4 separate regions of the Homo sapiens genome follow, and regions 2, 3 and 4 are each linked to region 1. The links are chromatin loops, found by intact Hi-C in ENCODE. Cell type or tissue: GM12878. All regions are shown on one strand. Region 1 holds the start of CD80 (CD80 molecule). Region 2 holds the start of ARHGAP31-AS1 (ARHGAP31 antisense RNA 1). Region 3 has its middle 21 kb from the start of POPDC2. Region 4 overlaps B4GALT4-AS1 (B4GALT4 antisense RNA 1).

Region 1 (5,000 bases):
AAGATGAATGTCATTAAGAGGAATTGTCCTCAACTACTCTCCCGCCTTCAGATTGGAAAGAAGATCACCATTGTTCAATTTTAGAAGCAGGACACTTTCGCTGAGCTGTATCATGAAAACATAGTTTGGGACTAGACTCCGAGGCCAGTATCGGCACATCACAAAATGTAAATGAGCATCTAATATTCATGGAAGAGACCATTATGAATCGGCTGTATGGTTTTGTTAAAATAACACTGTCCCTTCCACGCTTCCTTGAAGGCCTGGGTTCTTGAGTTAACTTGGTTGCTAACTTGCTGTGTGATGATAGGCAGGTCCTTTAACCTCTTTGGACCACAGTCTTCTAATCTTTAAAATCTTCTGAAAACACCCTGAAGGTTCCTTCCAGCTTATAGGATAATAGAAGGGAGCAGCTCAGAGAACCCCATGTCCTTTCTCTTAACCCTGTAGCAGTTGACTCAGTTAAGTTCCTGAAAGTTGCTTACCTGAACAGAAGTGAGAAAGACCAGCCAGCACCAAGAGCTGAAAGAAATTGAGGTATGGACACTTGGATGGTGATGTTCCCTGCCTCCGTGTGTGGCCCATGGCTTCAGATGCTTAGGGTCAAAAGTGAAAGCCAACAATTTGGACCCAAGTAAGACCAGGGCACTTCCCAGGTGCAAAACAGGCAGGGCTGATGACAATCCAATTGCTCACGTAGAAGACCCTCCAGTGATGTTTACAAAACACACAGAGATTGGAGGGTGTTCCTGGGTCTCCAAAGGTTGTGGATTTAGTTTCACAGCCTGAAAAAGGAACAAATAAAAGTCATTCAGGAAGGAAGGTGTGCCTACTTTGAGTTGCAAAACTCTCGAGTTGCCTGCTAAAATTAATTGGAGAGCTTAACCTAAGCAACCTCTAAAGCAGGGCGTGACCCTGAGGAAAAGCGAATGGAAATTCTGTGAGGGGACCAGTTCCAAGAACCAACCACAGCCCTTCCATGAAAAGGCTTTCTACTTAATAGGTGGGGTGAAGATTTGGTTAGAAACAGGAGAGCTCTAAGGACCCTCCATATCTGTTAGCCAACCTGCAAAAGTTCAAATCCTCTTCTGAACATACCAAGAAACATAGAGCAGACAGTAAGGGTGTATTTTGTCCAAGGCAGGACCTAAGTTATGAAACAACTTCTTTCTTGACATATTAACATAAGAAAACAAGTATCTCAATTCTTTAAACCCTCTACTCAAATAATATATCATAAAGGGGTATGAGATCTCAATAACCAGAAAAGTCTATCCATAAAAAGGGAGGGAAAAAAAGACACTGCAGACGTTACTTATCAAAATTATGTACTCCAGGGCCAGGCGTGGTGGCTCACGCCTGTAATCCCAGCACTTTGGGAGGCTGAGGTGGGCGGATTACTTGAGGCCAGGAGTTCCAGACCAGCCTGGCCAACATGGCAAAACCCCATTTCTACCAAAAATACAAAAATTAGCCAGGTGTGGTGGTGGGTGCCTGTAATCCCAGCCACTTGGGAGGCTGAGGCACGAGAATTGCTTGAATCCAGGAGGTGGAGGCTGCAGTGAGCCAAGATGATTGCAACACTGCACTCCAGCCTAGGCGACAGAGTGAGACTCCATCTCAAAAAAAAAAAAAAAAAAAATTATGTACTGTCATGTGAGGTGGCTAGGGATTAATTTTTCCAGTAAATATGTCAAAATTGAGAAATGAAAATAAACACTGTGCTCCACTGTCACCCCTTCAGGCTGCTACCAGGACACAGCCCCGTGCTGCTCAGAGAATGCTTGAGTGTCCTCTTTGGAGACCACCCTAGAGCTAGAGTTCCAGCCACGCCATATTGTTTTATTAGCCATCATCCATTTTAGACAGGATTAGTTAAAAGAGACTTATTCACCAGAATTTGTTTTTCTTAAGATAGAATCTTGCTCTGTCACACAGGCTAGAGTGCAGTGGCGTGACCATAGCTCACCACAGTCTCAACCTCCCGAGCTCAAGCGATTTTCCCACTTTCACTAGAATTTTACTGGCTTGAGAAATTCAAATACGGCCCACAAAAACAATATTTGCTAGGATCTAGGATATTTTAAAATAATGGGCCACAATTCTCACTATGATGCTCCAAATATGTCGGGAAGCCACAGCCTCCTGTGGGAATGAGACCCTAAGGGTTCCTTTGAGGGCAAGCCTGGATCCAGGAGGTGGTAGCAGAGGTATTGTTTGTTTAAAAAGCAGTGAGGTTGCTGGTAACTAGTTCTACCAAGCTATCCCATAGTAAGATAATAGTAAATGTACTTACTTGCTGAAGAAAAATTCCACTTTTTCTTTAAATCCTTTGATTTCAGGGTAAGACTCCACTTCTGAGATGTTCTCTTCTTACAGTCTATAAAGCAATGACAAATCACTTTTTCTTTGGGTAATCTTCAGAGAGGCGACATTTCCCCTTCTAACTTCTGTTACTTTACAGAGGGTTTGAGTTCACTCAGTACTTGTCAGTGCCAGGAGTTGGACAGGGTGTTTGAAGAAGCGCCCTCTGCTGCCGTCTTCTTCTAGTTGCTTTTGTAGAGGCTGTGGCTGGGGCAAATCACACAGCAGCCTCCCTCACCACCGTGCATGGACTAACAAACATGAAACACCACGAGCACCAGGCGGCCTAGGGGAGGAGAAGAATGGTGCCCGAGAAGAGTGAGGGGCATCTGGCTAGCCTTGCTGTGTGATGGGAGGCCAGCTTCATGGGCTGGCTGTTTCTGTGCTGGTCTCAAGTTTTGTTTTAGCACCCAGAGTTACTCCTGAGTCCCTGCAGGAATAAGCTGTCAACCTCATATGTAGGGGACACTTTTGGGAGAGTGCTCAGCTCACAGGACCACCCAACTCTACTCCCACCTCTGAATCCCACCATCTTCAGAGAGTGGGCTCCTGCCAGCCACGCTGGACAGTGAATTCTGGTCACCCTAGCCACAGTTGAGTGCGCCTCTGGTGGGATGAGGAAGACTTTAGTCATGCCCATCACTCCCATTTCCAACTAGGTTGCCACCCACCCCTGTGTGTCCCTTTGTAGGATTCTGGAGCCCCTGTGAGTGAGCAGCTGACCCATGCTGGACCAGTGTACTTGTTTGCACAGGTGGAACCTGACAGCACCTTGCATGGGTTGCAGTGAGCCGAGATCACAACACTACAATCCAGCTTGGGTAACAGAGCAAGACTCCATCTCAAAAAAAAAAAAAAAAAAAAGACGCCATCCTTCCCACACCAGCCAGAAAGAGAGCAAACCGTGTGGGTGAGAAATACTGACTACAGCGGCGGCTTCCTTCATCTCAGCAACAAGTTTGTGGCAGAGCTTAGTGGATACCACCCTATTCACCTGAGATTTGGAATACTGAAGCTTTGGAAATCATGAAGGCAGAACTTGCTATGAAAGGACTCCACTGCACTGTCTCCTTCTGTATTGGCAGAAGGGGCCTAGTGAGCACCCTTCTTCACCTGTGTCTTGTTCTGGTCTCAGATGCATATTTTGAATAGTTGCAAGGAATATGGATGTGACAATTCCTGCCTTACCTCTAGTAGATCAACATTACATTTTCAAGTAAAGGGAACATAGATTGGAGGTAAGTTCATGTTTTCTATTTTCTTGAACATTTATTCAGATCAAAGAAATGTTTTCACTGATTTTAGCCACTTCTACTTGATACATTATTACAATGCACTGGAAGTGATTTTTTTTCCAGGTATTTAAAGTAATAGAAAGTTATAGATGTCAACTTAAAAGAGCAAAGAAATACAGAGTTTTAGAAATTTATTTTCTTTTTTTTTTTTTAGATGAAGTCTTTCTCTGCCGCCCAGGCTGGAGTGCAGTGGTGCAATCTTGGCTCACTGCAACCTCCGCCTCCTGGGTTCAAGCAATTCTTCTGCCTCAGCCTCCTGAGTAGCTGGGACTACAGGCGTGTGCCACCATGCCAGGCTAATTTTTAAATTTTTAGTAGAGATGGGGTTTCACCATATTGGCCAGGCTGGTCTCAAACTCCTGACCTTGTGATCCACCCTCCTCGGCCTCCCAAAGTGCTGGGATTACAGGCATGAGCCACTGCACCCAGCCGAGTTTTAGAAATTTCATGAGGGACTACATGAATACAAATTTTGACGATCACAGACACCCTCAAATTTTAAGAATCCCAGTGAAATCCTAACCTGCCTTGGAGAAACACACATTAAACAACTTTGCCATTAGCGCTTTGATGTGACTTAATCAAAGAGGCTGGAAGAAAGGAACACCAGGAAGGTACTTTACAGAGTTTCCCCAATCCTGATTGTAAAATTCAGAAGGCTTCTCTTCCAAGATTATGTACTAATGGGATGTGTTTAATTCCTCTTCCTCCTACAATGTGTCTAGGAGCATGACCTGTGGACCACAGATTTCTAAGGTAAATTTCTGGACACTGGAGGTGAGATGGATGAAGACGGGCAAAGGAAGCCGAACCCGAATACCTATATTACTGGAAAACAAAACAAAACAAAACAAAACCAAGTAAAAGATTTAAAAGGAGGCTGGGCACAGTGGCTCATGCCTGTAATCCCAGCACTTTGAGAGGCTGAGGTGGGCGGATCACTTGAGGCCAGGAGTTCGAGGCCAGCTGGCCAACGTGATGAAACCCCAGCTCTCCAAAAAAAAAAAAAAAACCAAAAAACTGGGCATAGTGGTGCATACCTGTAATCCCAGCTACTGGGAAGGCTGAGACATGAGACTTGCTTGAACTTCAGAGGCGGAGGTTGCAGTGAGCTAAGATTGTGCCATTGCACTCCAGCCTGGGTGACAGAGCAAGATTCTGTTTCAAAAACAAAACAAAACAAAACAAAAAAACTTTAAATGAGTTTGTTCTGAGGAGCAGACCCAGGGTTGGAGAAGAATAAAGCAGGAATTACTGCTCCTCAGTGTAAATTCTTTAGTGCCACTTATTTTTTTGTAAATCCATCCTTGGCTTTACTGTAATAAAAGTAAAAGAAATTCT
Region 2 (5,000 bases), 240 kb before region 1:
AAGATGTTAAATTCATTTTGCACACCTATTCTTCAGGATTAAAAAATATTATCCTGATAAATACAGTAAACCCATTGTAAACAAAACTTTTCATGATGCAGTAACCTTACCCATTACTCCCTTACCTCCTATCTTAAATAATGTTTGAGTGTATTCTTCCCTTTGCCATTAAAAGTTCCATTACTTCTGCCCACAAACCAGCAAGTCCTCACCAATCAAGAATCAGCTGCGATCTCATCATTTTCTTTTTGTGTATTCTAAAACTCAGATGTTTTCTCTCCTCTGGCCTACTGTGGCATGCCCTTCCCTTTCACTAATATCTTGGACATTGATATGGTTTGGCTGTATCCCCACCCAAATCTCATCTTGAATTCCCACGTGTTGTGGGAGGGACCTGGTGGGAGGTAATTGAATCATGGGGCCAGGCCTTTCTCGGGCTGTTCTTGTGATAGTGAGTAAGTCTCACGAGATCTGATGGTTTTGAAAAACGGGAGTCTCCTTGCAAAAGCTCTCTCTTCTCTTGAGTGCCTTTAATCTTCCACCATGACTTGTGGCCTCCCCAGCCATGTGGAACTGCAAGTTCATTAAACCTCTTTCTTTTGTAAATTGCCCAGTCTCCAGTATGTCTTTATCAGCAGTGTGAAAACGAACTAATACAGATGTATAAACATTGACCCATCCTCTTTAACTTCCATATACCCTTTTTAAATTGCAGAAAAATCATTCAATTAGTGGAAAAATTGCTCAAGTAAATTTTATCATCTTTCACCCAGGCCCGGTGATTTCCTATTCAGCAGCAATTTCACATATATATATATACTATATATATATATATAGTATATATATATGTATTATGTATATATAATTATATACTATATATGTAAAATTTTAAAATCAATGTTTTCATACTTTTTAATAATACATGCTTATCCTCATTGTAGATAAATTGGGAAATACATAAATGTTTTAGAAAGAAAAAAATACTTGTATGTAATTCTATCACCCAAAGATGTAACATTTTGGTGGATTTCCTTCAAGTGTTTTTTTTCTATGTACATTTTCATATTGTGATTACACTGTGTGTGTGTATATATATATTATATATATATATGATTTTGTGTCTTGCTTTCTTATAACCGAAGTCTTTATTCAAGTTATAAAACCCTACATATAACATTTTAAGGCTCCGTAGGTTTTGTTTTGTTTTGAGACGGAGACTCGCTCTGTTGCCCAGGCCAGAGTGCAGTGTCACGATCTCAGCTCATTGAAGCCTCTACCTCTCGGGCTCAAGTGATTTTCCTGCTTCAGCCTCCCAAGTAGCTGGAACTATAGGCCCACACCACCACGCCCAGCTAACTTGTTTTTGTATTTTTAGTGGAGACGGGGTTTCGCCATGTTGGCCAGGCTGGTCTTGAACTTCTGACCTCGGGTGATCTGCCCGCCTCAGCCTCCCAAAGTGCTGGGATTACAGGCGTGAGCCACCACGCCCGGCCCATAGTAGTTTATCATATAAATATGCCAGTTTATTCCCTGCCTCCATTACTGGACATTTATAGTTATGATTGTTTTAATTTTATGAACAAGCCCACAGTGAATATTGTGAGGCATATGGCTCTTTTGTTATGTAATATTTCTTTGGAATAAACTCCCAGAAGTAAAATTGCTGGATTAAAAGGTGTGTTATTAGTCAGAACTCTCTTGGTTGTGACTGAAGGAACTCTGACATAAGAAAAAAAGTGGGGGTTAATTACTGATTCATAGAAGCAAACTTTGGCAAAGACAAGAAGGGAGCTGGCTTTAGGGAGCTGGGACCAGAGGCTGGAATTTTAACCTCCTGACTTTCTCCTTGTCTCTTGAATTTATCTTAGACATAAATGAAAATAGAGGTAACTCAAAGCGTCTAACCCACAGTGACAATTGCTGCTCTGTTTTTAGAGCCGGGATTTTGTTCGTGGACTTGCCTTGCCTGGTGGTTGAACTTTGCAGCCCCTTCCTCCTCCGGGCAGCTTCTCTCAGTGGCAGCTGTGTTCCCCATGGTTTGTCCTGGATGTCTCCCTTGTGCCATCCTTGCAAGCCCGCGGCCAGCGCCTCCACCCACGCTCCGGCCTTGCTCCCACTCCCACCGCTCTGCCACCTCCCACCTCAGCCTCCCACCTTGGTGTGGAGGGACCAGCGTCGAAGACAAAGGAATCTCTGACGAGAACCGGCCAGTCCGGGAGGGACGGCGGGGAAGGGGGTGCTGCTCTGGCGGAGCCCTCACTTCACTCGCTTCCCCTCGAGCGCCCCTCTAGGCTGGGGCCCGGCCGCTCTGGGCCTGCTCCTCCTCCCGCTCCTGTTGCGGGGCACCAGGTCAGACCCTACAGGGGGCTCCGCCAGGGGGAGGGGGAGAGGGGCTCCCTTCAAACTCGGCCCGGCCGCGGGGGTCCCGGGTGCCCTCTGCTGGGCTCCTTCCACGTCCTTGTCCCTCCTGAACTCCCGTTCCAGCCCTGCCCCCGCCCCGCAGTAGGGAACGGACTCGTTTCTGCCCCGCCCCGGGGTCCGGGCGCCCGCCCGGCGCTTCAGCTTCAGCAACGTCAAGGCCACGTTCCCTCCGCTCCAGCTCGAAAGACGGTGGCGCTGACTCTGCTCTGCGCGCCGCAGCTTCCTCCCGCTGCTCCGCCCAGCGGTTTCTGATCCCCTTTCGGCGCTGGGGACTCACACGCTGCGGCGACAGGAAAGCCCGCGCCCCCGGCCGCTTCCCGGAACGCCCTCGGGGACGGCTGAGTCACTTGGCGCCCGCCCGCGCGGCCACCGAGCCCAGAAGCGGGGAAAGCCCAGAAGCGGGGAAACCCCAGGGACAGCCGCCGGCCCTGGGGGCAGCCAGCGCTCCAGGCCGCCCAGCACCTCGGGCCCGGATGGGCTTCTCGCGCCCCAGGGCTGCGGCCACACCCCGCCGGCCCAGACCCCGCGGGTAGAGAAAGGAGGTGCAACCCTGAGAGCCAAGACGTTGGGCTTGGCTTTGCTTTGCGTTTCTTTCCTTTTTTCTTTTGTTTCTTTTCTTCTTCTTTTTTTTTTAACCACATCCAGGAAGAGGAGAAACCTGTCTCATGACAGGAAACGAAGAGGGAGGATGCATCCGAACTGAGGGACATTGTTTCAGTTGCCTCACCTGACATACTGTCTCACCTGAGAGAGGGAGGCCGAAGAGGCAGCCAATGGTGGCTGGAGCAAGCCCTGTCCTCGTTACCTGGGCTGTGGCTGAGCCCTGGGGCTCACCGGCTGTATGGCCCTGGGCAAGTCCTCGGAGCCTTAGGTTCTCTGCAAAATGGAGATGATGTTTAATAGAAAATGTTTCTATAACTTTTGTGGCTTACTTTTTGAAAAGCGAGGGAGGGACTTTTGTCCTTCCCTCCTCGCATCTCAGTCGCAGTGCTGGTTCACAATCAGGCTGTTAACGCGGTTTCCACATTTCCTGTCCTCCCCCTTCCCCTTTCCTGCTGGGAATAAGAAGGTGGGCCCCCAAGGAGACAGAGGGTACACTCGTAAATGAAAAAGAAAAGTCAGCACAAGGACCCTTTGCTGCGGAGATTTCTTTTTCCAGGTATCCTAAGTGGGGCTCTTGCCATCCCTGCCATCCCTGCTCTACACCGAAGGGGTGAAGTCCTGGGACTCTGTTATGCCCATCTGTATGTAATCCTAGGCAAGATTATTACAGTAGCGCTTTCCTCTTTTTAGAATATACCCTTGTCTAGCCCCTACCCCATCTTCAGGACAGTAAAGGTTCTCAACTCACTTCAAACCCTCCTAGCCGTCTAGAACAGTGGCTCACAACCGCAGACCCATAGGAAATGTAGGGCCATCTATGTAATAAATTTATCCGGATGTATTATAACAATTTTAAGGTTACACTTGTCCTTTCTTGAACAGGACAATTCTTTATTCTAAGACTATATGCTTCATAGTTTTAGTTATTTTGAATTGTCCATTCTGTTATGAAATACGATAGTTATTGTTGGTTGATGTCCTCTCTCAGAAAAATAAAAAATTAGCAGTCCTAGGTAGATCCCCCAAAATCTTTTAAACTTGATCTGTGAAATCCAAAAAGCTTGGGTACCATTGCTGTATTCCACATGTGGTTCACATCAAGGTTCCTTGTCCCTCCCAAGGAGATTTGTAGCTATTAAAAGAAACAAACAAACAAACATAAACAACAAAAACCCTTTCGAGAATCAGATCCTCAAAGAATGTTTAAGGATAGACGTGGAAAAACAAAGAGTGGGGAGAGGAGTCTTTCTCTACTCTCAACCCCTAGCCCTTAGTGTAGGTGAAGGCAGCACAGTTGTATCTATTCTAACTGGTATTTAGTATTGAGCATAACTTTTAATGGACGACTCCTTTTAGTAAAACAGAGAACCAATTTTGAATAAACCAAGGTCTCTTGGTCTCTCAGTTTGCAGATCAGCGGAATGGCTAAATGAAGGTGCTATACTTTACTTAAAAGGTGAAAATGTGTCATTTGGGTAAGCAATAAGCAGTACTCCTCATGTCAATAGTGGCATAGTGTGGACTTATATGATGCCGTCTTAAATTAGGCCTCATTGGTTAATGTTTATTGAACACTCTCAGTGTGTTTGGTGCTAATTAAAATATCTTCAAGTCACAGAATCACTGCCTTCTAGTAACTAGTGATGCAGCAAGCTGTAACTGTTGAATCATACCTACCTATATCAACACAGATACTACACATGCATATTCATCTTTTTTGGATGCTAAGATAAAATTTTGCTTAAAATTCTTACTTAGTTGTGTGGGAAGTAGGGGAAAGGAAGATTTTTAAATTTGAAATGGTTGTCCTAGGATAGGAAACCATCGCAGCTGTCATGCACATTAATATTTTAGAAACACATTCACATATCATCTCTGTTGATCTTCCCAAGACGCTGTGACTCTACAGGCTGATTTCAGAGATGTTGTTCCCCCTTTACAGGCAACATATTTTAGTGGCTTGCCCAAGGAGGCTT
Region 3 (5,000 bases), 80 kb after region 1:
TCCAATTAGCTTACACAAATTATCTTATTTAATCCTCCCAGTGAATCCATGTATTACTTCATTTTACATATGAGGAAACAGGGACAAAGAAATTAAGTAACTTGTCCACTACAGTCAGCAATAGATAAAATCAGGATTCACACCAAGGCCATCTGACTTCAGAATCTGAGCTCTAACCACCATGTTATACAGTTTAGCCTGCTCACGTTGGTTCTTAGCACTTGCAACTAAGACGTATTAGCTAAATAGGGCTCCTCAGTCTGGCCCTACTCTGCCTAACAAAAATTATCTGCCATTTTCCCCAGTGTGCTGAAGCCAGCATTCCCCTAAAACATACTATGGTCAATGTCACCTCCATGCCTTTTTGCTCCTTCTCCTTCCCACCCACCCCCACTTTTATATTCTACCAATGATTCAGGGTCCACTTCCAGTTCTATCTTCCCCAGGGAAACTGGTCACCCGTATGTTCTATCAGTCAGTAACTATGCTGCCTTGCAATGGTGGTTAATAGCTTACTGCATGTATGTCAGGCCTCTATGATGAGATTGTAAGGTCTTTAAAAGCAGGGGCTATATTTTCTCTTTCGCTGTGTCCCCAAAACACTATAATTCATTGTAAGCATGCAATAAAAGCTCCTTGAATTGAACTAAAGGCAGTAATCTTAGTGGCATAGACAAAGGCAGGGAGAGAAGGTCAGGCACAGAGAGGCTTAACTTTAAAGGAGAGCTTAATGTCTTTTCATAAGTGTCAGGAATGGCCTTCACATACTCATCTTGTTTTAAAATTTTATGTGTCAATATTACATTTTAAAAGTTTTAAATCTCTATAGGAAAAAGGATATTATATTGAAACATAAATCTTCCATAATTGCTGAATTCTCACCCAGCCCTTGATCTCCTTGTTGAGTGGTCCCAAGTCTGACATTCTGAAAGTGACATACGCTGCTCCCCACAGCCTCAAACACATCTCTGATCTCACTCTTGGGCACACCCCAAGCCCTGGGATGACCATCACAACTCCCCTCTGCCCCACCATCTCAGAGGAGGTAGGTTTCTTCCCCTTAAGAAGAGTATGGGGGTGATGAGAGTATCCCAGTGCCTGAGTCTTCCTAGGCCCCAGGAAGGCCTTGGAATCCTCTCTGATCCTTAGCATTCACCCTCATCTATGAAAGCAACTGTTTGCATTATGTGTCCACTTAGTGTCCTGACAACAGTCTAAACTCAATCCATCCAAAAGCAAATCAACATCTTCCCCAAAGTTGTTCCTCCTCTTTTTACGGTAATAGCTGCCACCATGATCCAATCATCCAGGCTTGAAGCCTGAGTCATCTTTGACTCAGAACATCACAGTGCTAAAAAAAAAAAAAAAAGTATTTTAAGCCATTTGCCTCCTTCCCCCAGTATATGATTTATACTCAGACTCTGTCTCTCAATATCTTAAAATGCATCTGAGGTCTGTCCCTTCCTGTGTATTCCCCCGATAAGGCTCTGGATTTTGGCAACAACTCCTGAACTACTACTCTCTTTTCCTGCTGGTTTGAATAGGGAGAGAAGCAAAAGTAAACTGGAAAGTGGAACTAGAAGTCTCTAAAACCACAAGTGTTAACCTTACCCTTGCCAGAATGGGGCACATGAATTGTCCTACTAGCAGGTAACAGCTGAGTTTAACCAACATTTAAGAATTACCAACTACATCCTGGCTAACATGGTGAAATCCTGTCTCTACTAAAAATACAAAAAATTAGTCGGGCGTAGTGGCGGGCGCCTTGTAGTCCCAGCTACTCGAGACGCTGACGCGGGAGAATGGTGTGAACCCGGGAGGCAGAGTGAGCCAAGACCGTGCCACTGCACTCCAGCCTGGGCGACAGAGCGAGACTCCGTCTCAAAAAAAAAAAAAAAAAAAAAAGAATTACCAACTAAATGTCACACATGTGGCCTTGTGTGGGGTGCTGGGGCCACAGCAATAAGTAAGACTTCCCCAGCCCTCAAGTGCCTAGCGAGGGATGAGAGCTGAGGGGGGCGATCCCAGAGGGCTCTGCGAGTCCTGAAGGGGATTGTTCAATGCTGAGGGCGAGGTGAAGGCCAGGAGAGTGTGCGTAGGGAGAGGACATGTGTACTAGGTTTGAGGGCTGAATAGGATTTCAGGCCTGAGGGCTGAGGGGTGGAGGGCAATTCCAGGCTATTAAGCAAAGGCTTAGTTTACAGGCTGGACTAATCCGATTTGTGTGCTGTGTCCTGGGCTCCCCTGTGGCAGTGATGCAATCATGTGACAGTTGGTGGTCATGTGCTGGGTAAGGACACTTTCAGGAAGGATGATATCACAGAAGTGATATAATCACCAGATAACTTTCTGAGTAGGAGGCACATGTCAGGGCATGAATTCAATGGTGACAGACGTGAAACTGCTGACAGCATTGTTTTCACTTCTACCTCAAGATTTGTGTGGATGTCTACAGGAAACCAGGGGGTCAAAAATAGAAAGAGAAGAGGTGCTGAACATTGGAGATGGACTCAATTTCCCCCTCCAGGCAATTCTTCTCCCCAGGATCTCTCACGGGTTTTTGCTTTATACATATATGTAATGCTATTTTTCAAACATATAAAGAGACTGTTGTGGCTAATTTTTAAAACCTATAAATTTATCTAAAAATCCTATTGAAATCCAAATGTCTTTTGCCTTACATACACCATTAGATAATAAAAGCACAACTTCCACTACGTAAGGTCTGATTCTTTGGTGGGGAAAAGGGATTAAAAGAGGTCCTCATCTTGAGAAACCACTGCTATACACCACAGGTGTGTAATGACAGCCCTGCCTTGGTGATCCTCCAGGTTGGGGAGTGGCACCACATCCAGGTTATGTTGAATCTCAATTTACAATGTATAGTGTACTTTTTTTTTTTTTAAGATGGAGTCTTGCTCTGTTGCCCAGGCTGGAGTGCCCATTATGAGTCATGGAGACTCAGATTTTGAGTAAGAGAGAAATAAAACTTTGTGCTTTTAAGTAATAATAAGTCAATCCTGACTAATATCACATGGTAAGAAGTCTGGATTTTATTCTAAGTGGGATAGGAAGTCATTTCAAATTTTGAGCCAGAGAGTGATAAGATCTTGTATATGTTTAAATGACCTCTTTACTGTGTGTAGGTTATGAGGCAGAAGGACTGGTTGTAAGTCCATTGAAGTTAATTTAGAATGAAGTAGTGGTGGCTTGAAATTAGCGGTGGCAGTAGAGATTGTGAGTCGAATTCAGAATATACAGGCATGCACCATATAATGACATTTTGGTAAACAATGGACCACATATGGTGGTCCCATAAGATTATAATGGAGCTGAAGAAGAAAGTTTGAAGACTACCAGATATCAAAACTTACTGTAAAGCTACAATAATTACAACCAGATGGTACTGCCAAAGGGTAGAAAAATAGAACCATCAGACAACAGAAAATTCAGAAACAGACCTACATCTATAGGAAAATTTGATTTGTCACAAAGGATAAGCTGAACACTAGTAGGGATAGGATAATCATTTCAATAGGGAGTGCTCAGTCAATTGGATAGCCACATGGAAAATAATGAATCTTGGCCCTTAGTCATATATACAAAAACCAAATCCAGGTTGATTGTAGGTCTAACTTTGAAATGTAAAACAATAAGAAATCTAGAAGGTTATTGGGAGAGTACCTTCAGGGGAGGAAAAGATTTCTTAAACACGACACAGAAAGCACAAATCAGAGACAGAAAGATTGATAAACCATTACATTGAAATTAAAAACTATGTTCATCAAAAGATACTATTTAGAGAAAAACAATACCCACAAAAGTAGGAGAATATATACATATATATATAAAATCTCAATAAGTAACAGAAGGACTTTTAACCTGATTATTTGAATAACTCCTTTAAGTCAATAAGAAAAAGCATACAGGCTGGGCACAGTGGCTCATGCCTGTAATCCCAGCACTTTGGGAGGCCAAGGCAGGTGGATCACTTGAGGCCAGGAGTTCGAGACCAGCCTGGCCAACATAGCAAAATCCCATCTCTACTAAAAATACAAAGATTAGCTGGGCATGGTGATGCACACCTGTAATCCCAGCTACTTGGGTGGCTGAGGCATGAGAATCACTTGAACCAGGTAGGCAGAGGTGAGCCAAGATCGCACCACTGCACTCCATCCAGCCTCAGGACAGAGCCAGACTCTGTCTAAAAAAAAAAAAAAAAAAAAAAAAAAAGAAAGAGCAATGGACAAAAAAAAAGAAACAAGAATAGATACTTCACAATAGAAGATATCCATATGGCCAAAAAAAAAAAAAAATTGAAGAAGAAGAAAAGAAAGAAAAGCTACTCAACCCATCAGGAAAATAAAAATGCTGCTAAACATGCCCAAATAACTAAAATTAAAAAAAAAAAGATAATGCCAACTATTGCTGAGGATGAGAAGCATCTGGAACTCTCATACAGTGCTTGTGGAGATGTAAATTGGTACAATCACTTAGAAAAATTGGTCGTATTTACATACCCAATGCCTGAGTAATTCCATTCCTAGGTATATATCCAAGAAAAGTATACATATGTATACCAAAAGACAGGTACAAGAGTGTTTATAGCAGCACTATTTGTAATTGCCCCAAGGTGGAAACTATCCAAATGCCCATCAATTGTAGATTGGATAAATAAATTGTGGTATAGTCATACAAAGAGCACACAACAACAAAAATGAAAAAACTATTGAGAGGGAGAGATGCCCAAGGATTCCCAGCTGTTTCAGCCCTCATCTGTTTGAGTCTTCCCAGACAGGTGAGTAAAGAAGCCTTACAGATGATTCTAGACTGAGCCACTATCTGACTGAAACAACATGAGAAACCCTGAGTGAGAACCGCCTAGCTGAGCCCAGTCAGGTCCCGCACTCATGAGCACCACATATTATTAGGACAATTTTAAGTCACTATTTTAGGGATTGATATTACACAGCAATAGATAACTGAAATATATGTTGAAG
Region 4 (5,000 bases), 290 kb before region 1:
TTTAATGAATGGTGCTGGCAAAACTGGCTAGCCATATGCAGAAACAGAAACTTCCTTACACCTTACCCTTCCTTACACCTCATACAAAAATTAACTCAAGATGGATTAAAGACTTAAACAGAAAACCAAAAATTATAAAAACCCTAGAAGAAAACCTAGGCAATACCATTCAGGTCATAGGCATGGGCAAAGACTTTATGACTAAAACACCAAAAGCAATTGCAACAAAAGCCAAAATTGACAAATGGGATCTAATCAAACTAAAGAACTTCTGTACAGCAAAAGAAACCATCATCAGAGTGAACAGGCAACCTACAGAATGGGAAAAAAATTTTGCAAGCTACCCATCTCATAAAGGGCTAATATCCAGAATCTAAAAGGGACTTAAACAAATTTACAAGAAGAAAACAACCCCATCAAAAAGTGGGCAAAGGATATGAACAGACTCTTCTCAAAAGAAGACATTTACGTGGCCAACAAACGTGAAAAACAGCTCATCATCACTGGTCATTAGAGAAATGCAAATCAAAACCACAATGAGATACCGTCTCACACCAGTTAGAATGGTGATTATTAAAAAGTCAGGAAACAACAGATGCTGGCAAGGCTGTGGAGAAATAGGAATGCTTTTACACTGTTAGTGGGAGTGTAAATTAGTTCAGCCATTGTGGAAGACAGTGTGGCGATTCCTCAAGGATATAGAACCAGAAATACCATTTGACCCAGCAATCCCATTACTGGGTATATACCAAAGGATTATAAATCATTCTACTACAAAGACACATGCACATGTATGTTTATTGCAGCATATTTACAATAGCAAAGACTTGGAACCAACCCAAATGCCCATCAATGATAGACTGGATAAAAAAAATGTGGCACATATACACATATACATGTGTATATGTATGTGGCACATGTACCTGGAATACTATGTGGCACATATACATGGAATACTATGCAGCCATAAAAAAGGATGAGTTCATGTCCTTTGCAGGGACATGGATGAAGCTGGAAACCATCATTTTCAGCAAACTAACACAGGAACAGAAAACCATGTTCCCACTCATAAGTGGGAGCTGAACAATAAGAACACATGGACACAGGGAGGGGAACATCACACACCAGGGCCCATCGAGGGGTGGGGGACTAGGGGAGGGAGAGCATTAGGACAAATACCTAATGCATGCGGGGCTTAAAACCTAGATGACCAGATGATAGGTGCAGCAACCACCATGGCACATGTCTACCTATGTAACAAACCTGCACATTCTGCACTTGTATCCCAGAACTTAAAGTAAAATTTAAAAAATATATAATAATAAAAATTCTTATTGGGGAAAAAAGAATTAAAAACAAACTCTTTAGAAGCTAGTTACCTTTGGGTGGTGAGACATGGGGGTGAAAGGGAGGTTTGGAGAATAAAGCAGGAAACGTTTTTCTTTTTCCATTTAATGCCATTCTATACTTTTGAATTTTTTAACCAAGTACATGTATTACTGTTAAAATAGACATTCCTTATACAATTTCATCATTTTGGTTTTGTTTAATTTTAGGTTTAAGGCACATGAGGAAAGTATAATGTATCTATTTTTAAAGTTTTATGGTCTGAACATTTATGTTTTCCAGATAAAGCTAAGCCACTTCATAGCCTGTCTCTGCATGGTACTATTTTCCAAAGAAACACTAACCCATATCCAAAAATAACAGAAAGGCAATTTAAATTTTTACTTCAGTGCCATGAAAGCATCAAAGGGGGATTCCATTTATAATACATAACAAAACCTCTTAAAATCTTCTTGCCCAACCTCTCAATATCTCACACCATATGGTAGCTGCTTCTAAAACTCTCTCCCCCCATCTTCAAACCTTTACAGAATGCATCCCACACTGTCTCTAGTTTCCTCTACTCCCCACTTCTCTCCCTTCTCTTTCTGGGCCTATTGTCTTCTAAGTCTCGGTCCTTTCAAATATAAATCAAGCTGTCCCTGATGTTCATTTTATCCCTTATCACAAGGATGCTTCTTCTTAGTCTGGGAAAACTAGCATTATTGTTTGTTTGTTTTTGTTGGAGACAGAGTCTCACTCTGTCACCCAGGCTGGAGTGCAGTGGTGCAGTCTTGCTTCACTGCAACCTCTGCCTCCCCGGTTCAAGCAATTCTCGTGCCTCAGCCTCCTGAGTAGCTGGGACTACAGGTGTGTGCCACCACTCCCGGATAATTTTTTGTATTTTAATAGAGATGGGGTTTCACCATGTTGCCCAGGCTGGTCTCGAACTCCTAAGCTCAGGCAATCTGCCTGCCTCAGCCTCCAAAGTGCTAGGATTACAGGTATCAGCCACCATGCTAGGCCAGCATCATTGTATTATTACTTCTAAAGAAAAACCAAATTCTTATTTCTAAAAAATCTACTACAGTCAAAGATTTGAGACATAGCCTGCTAGAATATAGTTGTAAAACTACGAGTTTCTCTCCTCTAAGCATCTTAGAAATAGGGACTGGGTTTTATTCATCTTTGCATTCACTGGGCCTACAAAGTGCTTTACACACCAAGTGCACACAAAACTATTAAAGCTGTAATTTGGAATATAGCTTTTATGAGAGAAGTCATAGGGAGAAGAGGAAGGAAGCTAATTTTTACCGAGTATCTGCTATGGAGCAGTCACTGTGCCTTTCTAGTGGTGAAGTATCTCTCTCTCTTTTTTCTAGATTAGTAATTGCCACAGGGGAGCAAGAAAGGCAGATGTGAAGTACACAAAGTTTGAAGAGACCCTCCATGTGATGCTGGTATTCCCACATCATAAAACATCCTCATACCTCCCACATGTAAACTAAGTCACTTTTACAAATGCGGATGTGTCCAAAGTACCATCCTGACCTTTAAGTGCTGGGGATGAGGTAGAAAGATTAGGAACTACTGATGGAAACTCTGAGAGTGTGTGTGTGTGTGTGTGTGTGTGTGTGTGTGTGTGTGTGTGATGCATGTGTATTTAAAACACATACACATTCAAAAATGCCCACTAGATGGCAAACCCACATCTCAAATGTTAACCATTACTGGAGTGACCCTTCTGGAAGGCTAGGGCACTTTAATAATTCAAGCCAATTCGTAAAAGGCCAAGATTTTGTATACAGTTTAAGGGGCATGCAAATTAGCTTTGTGATGATGGTCTTACAAATCATTTCTAGGAATAGAGGCTAAACTTATAACTCCACCATTTCCAGAACCTAATCTGATTTATTTTCCACGCAAAATACAGTATGAATGCAGGTAAATTAAATTTCCTTACTATACCATCTGATTTCATATCTAGGTTTCATAACTTTGTGGGAGTAAAGCCAGTGATGGGGATAGGGTGTGAGCCTAAGTAGTCCCATTCTGGAAGTTCGGCATTTTATCCAGGATGCATTTCAACCTTCCGCTAACGTGAGAGGGAAGGCACCAAGGAAGAATGCGTAGCTTTCCGCCCTCCTCCCCAGCCTCCTACATTGCTGCCAGATGTAGTTGAGCCTGCACTGCTCAAAATTCTCCAGTGGCTCCCCACTAAAGGATCAACTCTATCAATGGTATCACACACACAGTCCCACCTTATGGACAAGCCGGTATATCACCAATCTCTCTCACACCCAACCGCATTGATTTGCTTTCCAGTCCCTGAGCAAGTCCTGATCTCACACGCCTCTGTGACTCTAGAAATGCTATTCTTGCTGTCCTGAAAACCCTCTCCCCTATTATCTGCAGGAGCAACTACTCACTCTTCAAGTCTCCACAAGGGTCACTTTCTCTAAGAGGCCCTCTGACTCTGCCAGCCAATCAGGTACTCCAACTTCAATATACCCATCATACCATTTGTTGCACAGTGCATCTCTCTCTTGCCACAAAAACGAGGGCTTCATGAGGGCCTGGATGGTGTCTTTCCAACTTTGTGTCCTCAGCACCGAATCCAAGGCCTAGCATACAGACAATGCTTAGTAAATTATTGACTGGCTGGCCAAATAAATGTATAAATGTTGTATGTAAACAGACTTTGCACATTTCCTTAAAAATTTCAGTGCTCAGCTCCCAGAATGTAGCAGGGAGATAGCTCCTTCACTGAGTCCCTTGCAGAGGCATAGGTGGGGATGGAGGATCAGGGAGCCAGAGCCAGAGAAGCCAGCTCAGGGAGGCTACAGGGCTGATAGAGTGGCTCCACAGAGCTTCCTGTCTCTGGTGCTACAAGAACAGTCTTTGAAAACATGAAAGCATGTGGGAAGGAGCCCCGCAACCTCCCACCTCCCAGCAACCTCTATAGTCAGGTGAATCCTTGGCTGTTTCCGAAACTATCCTCCTTTACCTCCACTGGAGCTCCTTGCTGAAACCAGCATTTGTATAAAATTGCTTAATCTCAGTGCCAGCTAGAGATACAGGTATTTACTGGGGGCTCCACCAAGAAAGACTTCTGAGGTTTGACTGCTACCAATTCGATCATTAAAGTAATAGATTACATTGCAGGACTGGGGGCTAGTTCTGTTCCTTAATTATGTTGGCTGTATTCATCTGCTAGGGCTGCCAGTGTCACAAACCAGGTGGTTTAAACAATAGAAATTTATCATCTCACATTTCTGGAGGCTAGAAGTCTGAGATCAAAGTGCCAGCAGGGTTGGTTCCTTTTGAGGGCTATGAGAGAGAATCTGTTCCATGTCTCTTCCCTAGCTTCTGGTGGCTTGCTGGCAACGTCTGACACTCCTTGGCTTGAGGCGTCGCTCCAATCTCTGCCTTCATCTTCACATCTTCACATGTCATTCTCCCTGTGTAAGTAGACAGGGAGGATGTCCACATTTCCCATTTTATAATGACACCGGCCATACTGGATTCGTGACTCACCCTACTCCAGTTTGACTGCATATTAACTAATTAGTAGTACCCATCCTATTTCCAAATAAGGTCATATTCTGAGGTACTAGGGGTTAGGACTTTAACATTTGAAATTGGTGGCACACAGTTCAACTCAAAACATTAGC

The links. Peaks named below come from ENCODE experiments on the same cell type or tissue, not always from the same donor. Only the 100,000 strongest peaks of a DNase experiment are listed, where the experiment ranks them.
Region 2: a loop joins it to region 1, with 2.9 times the contacts of the local background. A loop is called at or near these places in 2 of 110 quality-filtered maps.
Region 3: a loop joins it to region 1, with 4 times the contacts of the local background. A loop is called at or near these places in 5 of 110 quality-filtered maps.
Region 4: it touches region 1 in a loop (3-fold over the local background); 12 of 110 quality-filtered maps call a loop at or near these places.

What each region holds. Positions count from the first base shown.
Region 1 is chr3:119,557,144-119,562,143 of GRCh38, forward strand. CD80 (CD80 molecule) reads right to left here and starts at 2,471. Exons shown (of 7, transcript NM_005191.4): 1 at 2,297-2,471; 2 at 486-785. The coding sequence starts at 585. LOC107986118 (a long non-coding RNA gene) reads left to right here and starts at 3,287. Exons shown (of 2, transcript XR_001740861.2): 1 at 3,287-3,602. RefSeq lists a silencer at 779-1,073 and enhancers at 779-1,073, 1,435-1,594, 1,865-1,924, 2,695-2,744. In GM12878, CTCF peaks have their summits at 2,155 (motif pointing right) and 2,534 (motif pointing left); a DNase peak (open chromatin) is centred at 2,534; H3K4me3 peaks cover 4,967 bases; H3K27ac peaks cover 5,000 bases.
Region 2 is chr3:119,320,460-119,325,459 of GRCh38, forward strand. The region is part of intron 1 of ARHGAP31 (Rho GTPase activating protein 31); the gene reads left to right. It overlaps ARHGAP31-AS1 (ARHGAP31 antisense RNA 1), which reads right to left and starts at 2,301. Exons shown (of 2, transcript NR_046748.1): 1 at 2,155-2,301. RefSeq lists enhancers at 1,972-2,829, 2,830-3,686 and silencers at 2,249-2,608, 2,659-3,008. In GM12878, no CTCF peak of the experiment used is centred here; DNase peaks (open chromatin) are centred at 2,682 and 3,008; H3K4me3 peaks cover 2,473 bases; H3K27ac peaks cover 3,021 bases.
Region 3 is chr3:119,636,757-119,641,756 of GRCh38, forward strand. No RefSeq gene overlaps it. Among named protein-coding and RNA genes, the nearest start is that of POPDC2, 21 kb to the right of the region's middle. RefSeq lists an enhancer at 2,044-2,553. In GM12878, no CTCF peak of the experiment used is centred here; DNase peaks (open chromatin) are centred at 1,575 and 2,345; H3K4me3 peaks cover 1,162 bases; H3K27ac peaks cover 3,531 bases.
Region 4 is chr3:119,272,098-119,277,097 of GRCh38, forward strand. All of the region lies in intron 3 of B4GALT4-AS1 (B4GALT4 antisense RNA 1), which reads left to right. Among named protein-coding and RNA genes, the nearest start is that of ARHGAP31, 20 kb to the right of the region's middle. RefSeq lists an enhancer at 2,947-3,116. In GM12878, a CTCF peak has its summit at 3,033 (motif pointing right); DNase peaks (open chromatin) are centred at 2,842 and 3,004.